Linked DNA regions of Homo sapiens: region 2 is linked to region 1. Evidence: chromatin loops called from intact Hi-C (ENCODE). Cell type or tissue: Panc1. All regions are shown on one strand.

Region 1 (2,500 bases):
CTCCCCTGCTCTCTGCTCCAGCAACAGGCACTGCCTCCAGTCTCCTGCACAGTGTGTGTGCAGTTCCACCCTCCTTACCTGGTAACTCCCCCTTCCTTTCATCTCAGCTGAGAGAAGCCTTCCATAACTGTCCGATAAGTTTGGGTCACCCTATTACCTGCTCCTCTAACATCACATTCCACTCTTTCATAGCACTTGTCACAATTGCAGTTTTGCATTTCATTTGTTTATTTCTTTGATACCTGTCTTACCCATCAGATTATAAGCTTCATGAGAGCAAAGTCCAGGCCTTTTTCTTTAAGTCATTGTATCCTCAGTGCTTAACACCATGCTTGTTTCCTTGTCTAACTTCACCAAGTCCTTCCCATCTTTATGGTTGAGCTTGAATTCCACACCTCTTTCACCGTACGTCCTTTGGCTCTCTTATCTCTATCATTTCCTACTAAATTTGTATCCAGTTCCATGTGATTGGCACTGAATCATTCTCTAGTTGAACCATAATCCTAAGTGACACTATAGGTATATGCTGACCTGCCTGCCTGCTTTTCTGCCTCCCTCAATTCATAAAACAAATCGGAGCACCTACTGTGTGTCAGGCATGTTCTAAGGGCTGAAAGCACAGACATGTTATCCACTGTCAGGAAGTCAACATTCTCTTAGGGGAAGACAGTCATAACCAGACAATTGAATACGTCAGTTGTAATTTCAGATATGATAAGTGCTATGAAGAACCAAAGCTGGGTAATAGGTTGATTGTGAGAACCGGTGCTTGCAAGCAACCCCTGGTAACTCATCATGGTGATTACAAAGCATTGCCGTACCAGCAGCTGTTGCTCAGGACCATTGTTGTGAAACTGAAAAGCCTCAACTAATGAATCTCTACCTTGTGAATTACTTTTCTTTACCTTTCCATCCCATTCTGTATTATGAGTTTGAAAAAAAGAAAATATAAATATGTTTTATATTTATAATTGCTTATGTTTACAGGAACATAATGGTTCAATAGGTAATATACAAATGTTTTTGGAGTCTGTTTCATCAACACATGTGAATTCACTCAGCAGAGGGAGCTCATGCTTTAATTTTGGGAAATTGGACAGAAAAGGCTCTTGTAAAAAGAACCTGAAGTAGGCTTTGTGGCTCTCATTTTAAATAAGACTTGTTCACAGTACTTCTTGAAGCCGAGACCAGTTGCTTAAGAATGGTTTGATTTTCATTTGCATAAACAGATGCGACATTTTGGGGCAGAGTTTTCTTCAATAAGGTTCTGTTTTGCTTACCAAATAGACCAACTTAGACCAGGCATCCCAGCTCAGGAATCTAAGGATTCATCTAGAAAGAAGGTAACTGTCCCTAAGTTACCTACGTCTCTATGGCTTTTCCTATTACACCCTGAACTCAGAACATGCACTTATTTGACCTGTTTTAACATGACTGTGATTTGGCATTGAAAACTTACAAATAGAGGTTTTTGCCCTTTGAGATTATAAAACAGATATTTATTGAGAGTTCAAAGGATGTTCAAAGGATATTAACAACAAGGTGATTTAGGTTCAAAGGCAAAGACTGAGAGAATGAATCAATTTTTCAGATAAAGGGCCAGCACCATGAAGTTGACTCAGCGGTGTTGAAACCGCAGGTAAAATCAGCAACAGAAACCTACGGGGGGTGTGTGTATGTGTGTGTGTGAGTGTGTGTAAACTACAATTTTCCAGTTATTCAGAGAACTATAAAATGACTGAAAAGGCTGTTTTAGGTCAAAGTTTTTCTAGCATTATGCATGCTCTTATTGTGCATTTCTACAAGGAAAAAAGCAACATTTAAAAAACCTACTTTTTATTATCAAAGAGATTCGTTTGTAGAAAATACAGGGAAAAGTGTTGAGGAGCATAACAAACACAAGTTATTTTACTAGTGCTTGCAACTTTACATATACCTTTAAAATTAGTGTATGTAGCATTTAAGCGGGTATCTATTTTTGTCTTTTCCTTTCTTAAAAATCCCAGATTTTCCTCTCTTAAAAATCCCAGATTTTCCTCAATCAAAATTTAAAAGTCACTAAAACTGAGCTAATCCAAAAAAAGTCAATTTTGAATGCATTCCATAGATTGTGGAGAAATATTCCACTAATCATAAAGGAAAATATTTATGTCAAATACACTTATTGCATCACTCTGTAATTATTCCTTTATATAGCCACATTTCCCACAATACTATTAGTTCCTAGGGAAGAATTCATGTTTTTTTCGGGGGGATTGATTTACCAGCAGGTAGCCCAGTGCCTGGTGCCTGGTAAAAGCCTAATTACCTATAAAATTAATAAACAAATGAGTATTTAAAAATAGTTTTATTCCACCTGTACTTTTCACCAAAAAATGTTGATCTAAAGAATTGAGTCCTAAATTGTGGGGAAAACACCCATGCCTCTCCTTGTTGGGTAGCTTTGAAACAATTGTTAAAATTGGTTCTTCTGAGTTAGAGAAGGGAAAACCGAAGGAAT
Region 2 (2,500 bases), 730 kb after region 1:
TGCCCTAAAGAAGATAGTTGTGACTAGAAGGAGCCTAGATCTCTGAGGACTCTGTGGAGTTGGCATACAAGCCCCAAAGCATCATATCTCTGAATCTCTATTAGTGTAAGAGGAAACAACTACTTCTATATTATTTAAGCCATAATATTTAAAAGTTTTTGTTTCGTGCAGTTATTTAATAGAAGTAATCCTAAACAGTATGCCAATCATTTGCATAATCTGCCCACATTGTGAAATTAAAATGGCCAATATCAAGTACTCTTACAAGGTCTTATGTAAGTTTCTTAAAATTTGAGATAATGAACAATTTATAATAATATTGACATAACCAATTTTGTTGTTATTGTTGTTTTAGAAACAAGGTTTCACTATGTTGCCCAGACTACTGCTAACCTCAAACTCCCACACTCAAGCAATCCTCCTGCCTCAGCCTTCAGAGTAGCTGGGATTACAGGCGTAAGCCACTGCTTCCTCCTAGGTGACCCCATTAATCTAATGAGTGTGTTAGCACACCTTAGCAGATCTCATCAAATGGAGATAATGGATTCAAGGGCTCTATAGCCTTTCTCACTTAAACTGGTTTAGACATCTGCAATCATTGTTACACTGAACGAGTGATTCTCATCTCCAGACCCCCATAGCAGAGTAGTCAATAATGCTCAGTTAATAATGTGTAACTAAAACACCTGGAAAGTCTCTCTCTTGATCTCTGTGATGTAAAACCGTGTGCTTTTTCTGCATGTGGTAATCATTATTGCATCTCACCAAATACTTCTTACCCTCTGCCTTCCAGGAACATGGCAGATTTGTACTTCCTGGGTCCCTATGGTTGAGTGAGACCATGTTCTGGCGAAATAATTGTATCACTTCCAGGTTCACCCTTCAGAGTTGTCTTTTCCATTTGCTATCATAGCCGGTAGTGGCTTCCCATCAGCCTGTGTCCGGGGAAGAAGATGAGCTGGCACTGAGCAGAGTCCCCAGGTGTCTCTTACTGAACATACAGTGTGAACAAGAAACAAACCTTTTTGTTTTGTTTTGTTTTGTTTTGTTTTGTTTTGTTTCAATCCACTGAGATTGAGAAGCTGTTTGTTAATGCAGCATAATCTACATTATCCTGACTGATACATCACACAGTCTTCCCAGGATGGGCATAATTACAGAGGCACTGAATGATACAATCTGTGGTTCCAGCAGGGATATGGGTAAAATTTCCCTCCAATTTGACCCATGCAATTAACCACTTTAACATCAACAAATTATATTCATAAAATATTTTTGTGGAGCAATTTCCTAAAACACATCTATGTAGAAAAATCTGTCAATAAGCAAAGCAATCTTCCCCTTCCTTAGCGGCTTCAAATCCTACCAAACTTACAGCCAATCCTGGCATTTAGATTCCATATACAGTTAGCTCCATCGTGTGGAATTCAGAAAGAATGACATTTGTTACAGGACCATGAAAGTGAGGTCAAACATCCAATAATACCATATACTCCTTGAGAGGGGTACTGTACATGATTTTAAAAATCACATCCAGCTTGCTAGGGTATCAAATCAAAAGCAAGAGGGAAAAAGTTCCTGCCATGTGAACTAGGAAGTTCAACAGAAGTGAGGCTCACTCTTATTTATCCGGTCAACTAATATTTACTGAGCTCCACTTTGTATGAGATATTGTTTCAGGGCCTGAAACAATATCTTTGTATGAGATATTGTTTCAGTAGTGAACAAGATAGGTAAAGTTCTTTCCTTAGTTCCAAAGACAATGGGAGAAATAAACAAACACATCCTACAATGTCTGATCGTGATAAGTGCTATAAGCCAAAATAAATCAGGGTTAGGGCATAGTGATGGGGAAAGAATTATTTTAAATAAGGTTGACAGAAATAAAGGCAAACAATCCACATTTAGCTTTCCCAAAGTTATTGTAGGTAAATGATCCAAAATCTCAAACATGTATAAACATTCTCTTACAGACATAAAATGAGAAAACACCTCAAAATGCTCAAATCTTGGTTTTCAAATTCATCGCCCTAAAAAAAAAAAAAAAAAAGACTCCTTGGAGAAATGGCTGATTCCAGCTCTGAGGCAGGAAATGGACAAGAAGATCCTGAAATGTATTGTTACATTGGAAAACACAGGCGCACTCAAAGACTAACAACAGAGTCATGTTCATCTTTAATCTGTCACACAGACAGATTACAAGGACTCCTGCTGGCAAAACTGGGGCATATTTAGGCATCAACAAGAATAATAACTATAATTGATACTACATTGGATGAATAAAAATCCATGAGTTTAGGCTGGGTGTGGTGGCTCATGTCTGTAATACCAGCACTTTGGAAGGCTGAGGTGGAAAGATCATTTGAGCACAGGGGTTCAAGGCTGCAGTGAGTATGATCCTGCCACTGCACTCCAGCTTAGGTGACAGAATGAGACTTCATCTAAAAAATGAAAGAATTCATGAGTTTCTAGTGATATTTAAGAAAAATGAAGGGATAGG

The links. Hi-C counts contacts between places; a loop is a spot of excess contacts. Peaks named below come from ENCODE experiments on the same cell type or tissue, not always from the same donor. Only the 100,000 strongest peaks of a DNase experiment are listed, where the experiment ranks them.
Region 2: it touches region 1 in a loop (16-fold over the local background); 65 of 110 quality-filtered maps call a loop at or near these places.

The regions. Positions count from the first base shown.
Region 1 is chr2:200,701,910-200,704,409 of GRCh38, reverse strand. It overlaps the pseudogene AOX3P-AOX2P and the pseudogene AOX3P. Among named protein-coding and RNA genes, the nearest start is that of LINC01792, 32 kb to the left of the region's middle. In Panc1, CTCF peaks have their summits at 846 and 1,052 (motif pointing right); a DNase peak (open chromatin) is centred at 1,079.
Region 2 is chr2:199,972,819-199,975,318 of GRCh38, reverse strand. All of the region lies in intron 2 of LOC124906112 (a long non-coding RNA gene), which reads left to right. Among named protein-coding and RNA genes, the nearest start is that of MAIP1, 18 kb to the right of the region's middle. In Panc1, CTCF peaks have their summits at 1,212 and 1,417; no DNase peak of the experiment used is centred here; H3K27ac peaks cover 944 bases.